Regions from separate parts of the Mus musculus genome. Here all the other regions are linked to region 1. Evidence: chromatin contacts called from ENCODE Hi-C or POLR2A ChIA-PET data. All regions are on one chromosome and are shown on one strand. The core of a region is the stretch at or near the end of the contact, and the rest is flanking DNA. Distances in the headings are between cores, read along the strand shown. Region 1 holds the start of Ccar1 (cell division cycle and apoptosis regulator 1). Region 2 holds the start of Kifbp (kinesin family binding protein). Region 3 holds the start of Rufy2 (RUN and FYVE domain-containing 2).

Region 1 (2,940 bases), core at 258-2,757:
GGTTGTGAGCCACCATGTGGTTGCTGGGAATTGAATTCAGGACCTCTGGAAGAGCAGTTAGTGCTCTTAACCGCTGAGCCATTTCTCCAGCCCCCAGAACTTTTTTTGATAAGGTATCTCAGATTTAAGTTTTCTCACTTTGTCCCTCTTATTGCTGGGCCACCTGGCACACGCTGTTTTGAATTTTTACAAATTACTATAGTGTGATGACTATATTCTAATAGTTTGAAGGTCAGGACAGAATTAGTAAGGACAAAGGAGTTACATTTTACCCAACTTCTGTAAGTTTTACTTAAGTGGGAGAAAGGACCCTTGTGGTTTGAAAAATATTAAAGAACGTGTACCTATGTGATCCTGTGTTCATAAAATTTAAGGGAAAAAATACAAGGAACCACAGAAAAAGCTATATATTTTATCCTATTGGGTTTGATGAGATAAGGTGTTACACAGTCCAGGCTGGCCTTGAACTCCTGATCCTCCCTTCCCCTCCCTCCCAAGTGTTAGATTACAGGTCACCACCTGATCATGCTTGGCTCAGCTAATCTTATGTGGGATTCCTAGCATAAGCTATTTCATGTTGAGAATTTGACTAGATGTCACCAGCAGGTGTAGGACAAAATTAGAAAATGACTTAATAATAGCTCTGTCTTTCATTTTTTGAGACAGGGTTTATCTGTGTTGCCCTGGCTGTGTCTGCCTCTGCCTCTTGAGCGCTGGGATTAGAGGTGTGCACTTCCCCCATCCCCCAACCTTTCCACTCCCTCTCGCCCCCCAAATCCTCCAGCTGTTTCTTTTCAGTAGGGTCTTCAAATACTAGGGGTGATGATGGCCTGCACTCAGTGTATTAAAATCCACTCAGTTGTTCGCTTTTACACATTCCAGCCTTAATCCCGAGGAGATGGCACTGCGGTTAAAAGCACTAATCTCTGTTCTCAGGACCTGGGATTGATTATCAGCACCCACGGGGTGGTTCACACCGGTCAGGAACTCTAGTTTCGGGGGATCTGTCGTCTTCTCAGCTCCAGGGGCACCAAGCCCACACCTGTGCGCATAAATCATGGAGGCAAAACCCTCTAAAAATGAAAAGAATGTAAACAAAAAAAAATTTTTTTTTTTTGTTCTTCGAGACAGGATATGTCTGTATAACCCTGACTGTTTTGGAACTCACTCTGTAGACCAGGCTGGCCTCGAACTCAGAAATCCGCCTGCCTCTGCCTCTCGAGTGCTGGGATTAAAGGCGTGCGCCACCACTGCCCGCTAACAACGAAGTTCTTACAGGCTTATTCTTCCAAACATGTTCCAAACAAGAATAGAGGGACCACAAGATGGCGGCGGCGACACCGGCCGGACCACGTGACTGCCGCTCGCTCTCCCTCTCTCTCCCAGGGAAGGACAGCGTTGGCCTCAGAGCAGGCGAGCGACAGCCAGCTCATTGTTCAGCGAAGTCAAGGTAACCCGGCTGAGGCTCGCTCTCGCTCCCCAGTGAACGCACTCGCGGGGAGCGCGCACGCCGAACTTTTTTCGCGCACGCGCCCGTTCCTCTCGGAACCGGGAGGCGGTGCGGCGTAGGCAGGGGGGTTGGAGGGGAAAGCAGTCTGCGCATGCGCCTGAGCTTGACGGGTTTGAAATGGCTTCTCGGTTAACCCGGGCCAGACTCAGGTGAAGGTCTGGTCAGTGTTTTGGTGTGGCGCGGTGGGAGGCCGCGGCGGGTTGCTTCCGTTCGTTGGCAGCCGGTCAGCGGAGGGGTAGGGAGCGAGTGATGTGGCGGTGGCGGGTGGGTGTGTGATGGCGGACGCCGCGGGGCCGGCGGGCGAGGGACGCGGTCCCTTTTGTGCGGGTCGGAGTAGGCCCCACGCGCCGCGCCCTGCCCCCAGCGCAGCGGCTCCAGGCCCCTCAGGTGCGGCCTGCGCCCCTTCGACTGGGCCGGGCCAGGCCGGAGGCCGTGCGTCCTCCGGCCCGCGCTGCCCCGCCGCTGAGACCCGGCCCCGGGCGGCGGCGGCGAGCGTTTCCAGCGCTTGGAGGTTCTCTCAGACCGGCCCGGGGACCTCGGGGACTGCGACGACCCGCGGGCCCCAGTGGCCGCGGCCTGGGGCGCTGCCTTCCATCTTTCACGGCCGGCGCGTGGGAGGAAGATGAGTGTCCTCACCCCGGGATGCCAGGCCCATCTTTTCCTTTTCTCTTGGGTTTTTGAGCCGGGGTCTTCGCAGTGGTTCTTTTGGAGCCGCGCGTCCTCCCAACTGCCTCCCCACTCCCGGAGTGGAGACTAGGGTGACAAAGGCCATAGTGACTTCCTAGCCCTTAAAGTAATGTTCGTTATTGAGATGGTATCTGCCAATACCTTTATGGGGGAGGGGGGGTCTCGACGCAGTTTCCGTTATTGATTTAACCCCACTGCAGGACCTCAGACCATCGCCCAAAGAAACACGCAGGCTGTACTTGCTGCGTCTATAAGTTCGTTTGTCCCCAGAGAGAGAGGCTCTGTATCTAGCCCTAGCTGGTTTGTAATGTCATATAAATCATGCTGGCCTGGAGTTTATAGAGATCCGCCTGACTCTGCCTCTGGAGGGATGGGTTGGGAGGGGATTAAAGGCTTTGCCACTAAGCTCGGGCAGACCTTTTTAGGAAATGACCTTGTAGTTACTGAAGGAAGTTCCTTTAAGTCAGCCCCAAGGATATCTTTTAAATAGAGTATGCACAAGTGATCTGTTGATAGGCTGGTTGTGCGTTTTATTTCAAATGTTCTGTTGCACACTTCGGTTGGTTCTTGTTTGGAACGTGTCTTTAATATATCAATGATTTCTCTAAACTAGCCTTTTCCTATATCCTTTATAGGTATCTGCTATAGAAGGGAAACAAGTGAAAGTTTTCCCCCCCTTGCATCATGGCTCAGTTTGGAGGACAGAAGAATCCACCATGGGCTACTCAGTTTACAGCCACTGC
Region 2 (2,940 bases), core at 211-2,710, 210 kb after region 1:
TCATCCATTCAAGTTTTGTGAATTGCTCTCTTCCCCTAACATCCTATGTTTACCTTTCAATATGTATGTACATACATTTTAAGACTTAAAATAATTTTACATTTAATAAATGTTTTCAAGACAGATCTCACTGTGTATCTCTGGCTGTCTTGGAACTATGTAGACTTGTAGCACAACCAATTCTGAGCTTATCCCTGACCAGCTTACAAATAAGTGAGACTCACACTATGGTTATTTTATTTGGCTTTGACAATTACTGGGGGATAATCTCTAATCTATTTTTCCAACTGCTGACCTGGCTTCTTTCCCAGCAGTGTTCCCCCAAGTAATTGCTGTTTCTCCTGCCGTGTGCTCATGGTCCATCTCTCCTGGCTCTTGTTCTACTCTCTCCAATGCTCAACAAGGAAACCCACCTACCTCTGATCCCTGCAGTTATTAGCTGTAGCCTTTGTTGTTTGTTTTTGTTATTTCGAGACAGGATTTCTGTGTAGCCCTGGCTGTCCTGAACTTTGTAGACCAGGCTAGCCTTGTACTCAGAAATCCGCCTGCTTCTGCCTCCCCAGTGCTGGGATTAAAAGCGTGTGCCACCACGCCCGGCAGCTGTAGCCATTTTTTTTTTTTTTTTTTTTTTTTGGTTTTTCGAGACAGGGTTTCTCTGTATAGCCCTGGCTGTCCTGGAGCTCACTTTGTAGACCAGGCTGGCCTCGAACTCAGAAATCCGCCTGCCTCTGCCTCCCGAGTGCTGGGATTAAAGGCGTGCGCCACCACGCCCGGCTAGCTGTAGCCATTTTTATTTAACCAAATTAAGTTTTAAATTAAGGAATAAAGTTTGTACAACAAAAGCTGGTAAGCATGAGAATTTAATCATAGGCTACAGAATTTAGCATTACAATACATATCAACACTGGCCCCTGTGTCAGCCTGCAGATAATTGGCACCATGCCTAGCTCAGAGCCTTTATAGAATTTTCAGGGACTGGGCGGTGGTGGTGTGAGGTGGCTCTAGTAAGTAAAGGCTGCGGAGGCTGAGCCTGAGGATCTGAATTTGATCCCTGAGACCTGGGTACCTGGGTTGTAGTTTCCTACAACTATAATTTTTAACTGTGATAGCGTAATACATTAGTGGTGAAAGATTCTTGCCTATGAACTTGAGCAGTTATCGAAAGATGTTAGTGTTAAATTTCATTTAAGCTAGGGATTGACTTTACGATAGGCTAGTACCTTACCCCTAAGAATCATTCTGATTCTGAACATTTTTGTATAAACTACATTTTGGGATGAAGCAGGAGAAGCCATACTGCTCAAGGGTAGCAGCGGAAGGCTCTGTATTCCCTGACAGCTTCGTTTCCTTGACGACGGCTGTTGTGGCGACCAGAACATCCTCCCATTGGCTGCTGCCGAGCGTCTAGCGCTCCCCTCTACCGACTTCATTGGTCGGCGCTCCACAGTCACGACACGTCGTAAATGAAGTGTCGCAACGCGGAGGCCTCCAGTGGCTGCTGGTCCACGGACGGGGAGGCGGCCGTCAGCTCAGGCCGCGATGGCGAACGCTCCGGGGCCAGAGATCCGCGAGAAGTTCCAGGCAGCGCTGGCCCTGTCGCGGGTGGAGCTGCACAAGAACCCGGAGAAGGAGCCGTACAAGTCCAAGTACGGCGCGCGCGCGCTGTTGGAGGAGGTGCGCGCGCTGCTGGGCCCGGCGCCCGAGGACGAGGACGAGCCGGCTGCTGACGATGGGCCGGGCGACCAGGCCTTGGGCGCGGGTGAGCCCCGGGAGGCTGAGGGCCCCGGAGCGCAGCGGGCGCTGCGCCTCGCGGTGGTCGAGTTCCACCTTGGTGTGAACCACATCGACACGGAGGAACTGTCTGCCGGCGAGGAGCATCTGGTCAGGTGCCTGTCGTTGCTGCGCCCCTACCGCCTGTCGCTCGGCTGTGTGTCTCTCTACATCCAGGCGCAGGTGAGATGCTGAGGCGGGAGTTCTGCATCCAAAACGCTCCTCCTGGCTGCGCACGTCTCTCAGTTGGTTCAGTCCCCAGCATTGCACAACACCCGGCCTGAAATTCCAGTACTAGGGAGGCTGCGGCAGGAGGATTGCTTTGGGTTCTTGGCTAGCCTGGGTTTCATAGCGAAGTTTAGTCCCTTTTAATTTGTCATAACACCTACCCTCCATCTGCCTACCAACTCCCTCTGAGTTCTCGCCGCCTACTCCAGCCTCACTTGCTACTTTCCGTAATCCTGGGCAGAAAACCTAAGCGTCCGAATCAGCGCCTCCCAACCCAATGACAAGCTTAGTTTCATTCTGTGAAGAAATAATCCAACGGGATTCGAATGGAATGAACAGGACAAGGGATCGCAAGAATGATCCAATCTTAAATGTTGTTGTTGTTAATGGCCAAAATCTTAAAACTTTATTCTTTACCACATTCATCTTGTTTGCTCAGCAAGGAATTCGTACCTTTTCCTTAAACTGTCTCGACAACCTTTTAATAACTTTTTATTTTTTGTTTGTGTTTAGACATCCATTTGTGTCTGCAATGCTTAACTTCGACTGTCTTCACCTCCTGAGTGCTAGGACCCCCTCCCCCTTTTCCTTTCAGAGTCTTGTAGCCCAGGCTGCCTTTAACCCATGATCCCCCCACCTCAGCCTCCCTGCTGAGGTTATCGGAACTCTTGTTTGGACTAACTCTATCTGGTCCAAACTGATCTCACCTTCCATCCTTTACATTTTTATAAGCAGCAAGTGCGACTTTCTGCTCTGGAGAACATAACATTTCAAAATTCAAATAGTGGGTAGAGTTTTCCAGGCCCTTGGGTGTAGCTCAGTGGTACAGCATTTACCTAGTGCTCCAGGTTTCATCTCCACACTATGGGGGAAAAAAGACAGATAATGTCGGACTCTGTTGTGCCAGGTTACTTTCTTAGGGTTATAGATGGTTTCATCCTC
Region 3 (2,940 bases), core at 324-2,823, 190 kb before region 1:
TAAAACTGTCTCAAAAAAAAAAAAAATCAAAATACACTAGCAACAAAATAAAAGGTAAAGTTATCAGATTCCAGAATCTCCCAGAACAAACATCACAGGGAAAACAACAACAACAGAAAAAAAAAAAAAAAATCAAAATATTTTGACAAACCCAAGGTAGTCTTCTGTGCCTTTGACCTAAGCAACTAGGAGATTGGTTCCAGGCCGGCCAGGGTTACACAGTAAGACCCTGTCTCGAAAAAAACACAACTCCCAGGTCAAAAGAAAAGAAAAAAAAAAAAAAAAAGGAAAGAAAAAAATTCTAGTACGGGCTGGAAAGAGGTTAATTCCCCATACCTGTGGTAAGCGCTTAACTCCAACTCCAGGGAGACCCGACGCCTCTGGAGGCCCCTACACTCAGGTACACACTCATTAAAAATAAAAATAATTTTTTTTAAACCAGCTGTTCCCCCAACACTCTAAACACTGCCGAGTGGCACAAATATTTTTCTGCGAAGATAGCAAAAGAGATGTGAAAACCAAACCTAACATTTATTAATCTCCAGAGAACTCTGCCATGTAGCTGTTTCTGTAGTCCCAGCGTCTGTGATTCTTGGGTCCAGCCTGGTCTAAACAGAGTGTTCTGAGGCAGCCAATGCTATATAGAGAGACCTGTCTCAAAAACAACCTTCAAGTAAATGACAAACCCAGGTGGTCAGTGCGTTCACAATTTAGTGGCCCACTCAAAACAAAACAAAACAGCTGGGCGTGGTGCGACACACTTTAATTCCAGAATTTGGGAGGCAGAGGCAGGAGGGAATCTCTGAGTTCGAGTCCAGCCTGGTCTACATAGCTAGCTCCTGGACAGCCAGGACTATGCAGTGAGAACCCGTTTCGAATAACAAAACAAGAGTCCCCTTGCTCTGGCACTTGGCTATGGTTTGCATCCCAGCTCTCTTAGGCTGACTTCCTCCGCAATCTGAAACAGCCCGGCTGGGTGATGAAGGATATGGCCACATCTTTTCCTCCACTCTCCGTCGAGGTGTGATTCCCTCCGTCCACCCCCGCTCCCGAAGTGAAACCACCTGACGTTTAATAATCGGCAGAATTCTCTTTTTAAGAGTGTTCATCACAACCTGTAACCTGCACCGGAGGAGCCTAGGACAGCGGCTGTGCAGCAGCGACCGCAGGTGGGGCTCCTCGGCAGTCCCTAGAGGCGGCCCCGCTCCCTCTGCGCCCCCAGCCTGCAAGGGGGCCCCGCGGAGCGCGCTCCTGGCACTACACCGCTCCCCTCCCCAGCCTTCCGCCCTGCATCCGCGTGACTGGGAAGCCATCCCTGTCCCTGGACGCCCTGGTCCCCGCCCGTCCGCCGACCCCAGCCGCCAGGCCCCAGGGCGGGCGGGGCGCAGGGATGCGGGCGGGCGGACGTTGCCATGGAGACCCCGGGAGCCCCCGGTTCCCGGGTGACTGCGTGACCCAAGCGAAGGATGGTGACCCCGGCTGCTGCCCTTACCCATGGCGGCGGTGCGTGCGGGACACGGGCTCGCGGAGCGGGTCAGCAGCTCCCCGCAGGCGCGCGGCGGCCACCGCGTCTGGCCCGGCTCGGCGCTGCCACAGCGCCCCTGGCGGCGGGAGGACGCCACGGCCGCGTGAAGCTGGTCCCCGCCGATCACCCCCACCCCCACCCCAACCCCCATTTGACCAACCCTGACAGCGTCAGAGAAAGAGGCGTGACGGGGACCTGGGGCACAGCGCCAAGGGAGGATGTAGATGCGGGCCTCAAGCTACCTGTCAAGGTTTCATCCTTGCAGGCTGGATGGGTTTAAGGAACACACCGGCCGACTCGGAGCTAGCCGACAGATTTTAGAAAACCTCACACAATTAGCAGAGCCGGCGGCTTGTAATGCCAGCATTTGAGAGATGGGAGTTAGATGGATCCGTAGTTGAAGACCAGGCTCACTTACATAATGGATTTGAAGCTCGCCTAGTCTCAAAGGAAGACACTAAATCCAGCTGCTAACCCCAGCACTCAACAGGAGTGGACGCAGGAGGACTGCTAGGACCTTGAGGTTACTCTGAGCTACCTAACAAGTGCCAGGTCGTCTAAGGATAGCTACAAAACCCCTGTTGCATGTAACAAAATGTGATACTTTGTAAGTGGGTATGGTGGACCTAGAAAATACCAACTCTTAGGAGTTGGAGGAAAGACACAAGACCCCAGTTCCATGTAACAAAATGTGATACTTTGTAAGCGGGTATGGTGGACCTAGAAAATACCAACTCTTAGGAGTTGGAGGAAAGACCTAGAGTGTTTGTTGCTTAAAAAAAAAAAAAAAATCCTTTCCTTAGTGAGGTGTAAACAACGTCTACCAAATGCTTCCAAAATTCTGAGGACACACCAAAAATGATTAACACCGTTCCCGCTGAAGAAGCAGTGAGTTATGGGGGATACTGGGGAGGACTTCGAAATCCCTCTAGGAATGATGACTCCTTCCTGGCTGCAGATAGTCACCCCTCCACTAGCCCCTCCCTTCCTATATGTTAGTTCCTCCCTAAGGCCATTTGCAGTTAGGGTAGAATTGCATACAACAGCTTGCAAGAGAAAGACTGGTTGTTCCTGTGAAGGTCCCATGACCCTCCCTCCCTGCCCTCCTATGAGGGAATTCAAGTCAACTTGCCCAGCTGTGATCTTTTGCAAGCAGATGTAGGCCAGTTTGCTGAAAACAGTGGTAGTTTTGACTCAGTCCTGTACAACACAGTTCAAGATCATTCTCCCAGACATTCGAGATTTCAAGGCCAGCCTGGGTTATACAGGGCTGTCTTTTAAAAAATGCACAGGCACACACACACACATGAATGCTTCCTCCTGCCTTTCAACTTGCCATAGATAAAACTTGCAACAGGCACCTGGGTGTGCTGCCTGTCATATACCTATAACCCCGGGATCCACCCTTCAGGCAA

Evidence for each region. A loop is a pair of places that touch in the nucleus more often than their neighbours do. ChIA-PET counts read pairs that join two places held with the same protein, here RNA polymerase II (POLR2A).
Region 2: POLR2A ChIA-PET joins it to region 1 with 10 read pairs in Patski. The contact joins the promoter of Kifbp here to the promoter of Ccar1 in region 1. POLR2A ChIA-PET finds 5 or more read pairs at or near these places in 2 of 5 experiments (Patski and embryonic stem cell).
Region 3: POLR2A ChIA-PET joins it to region 1 with 13 read pairs in Patski. The contact joins the promoter of Rufy2 here to the promoter of Ccar1 in region 1. A Hi-C loop is called at or near these places in 1 of 37 maps with a recorded cell type or tissue (adrenal gland). POLR2A ChIA-PET finds 5 or more read pairs at or near these places in 2 of 5 experiments (Patski and embryonic stem cell).

What each region holds. Positions count from the first base shown.
Region 1 is chr10:62,790,935-62,793,874 of GRCm38, reverse strand. Ccar1 (cell division cycle and apoptosis regulator 1) reads left to right here and starts at 1,507. Exons shown (of 25, transcript NM_026201.3): 1 at 1,507-1,659; 2 at 2,833-2,940. The coding sequence starts at 2,882.
Region 2 is chr10:62,576,977-62,579,916 of GRCm38, reverse strand. It overlaps Kifbp (kinesin family binding protein), which reads left to right and starts at 1,460. Exons shown (of 7, transcript NM_028197.2): 1 at 1,460-1,953. The coding sequence starts at 1,540.
Region 3 is chr10:62,978,885-62,981,824 of GRCm38, reverse strand. It overlaps Rufy2 (RUN and FYVE domain-containing 2), which reads right to left and starts at 1,573. Exons shown (of 18, transcript NM_027425.4): 1 at 1,493-1,573. The coding sequence starts at 1,496.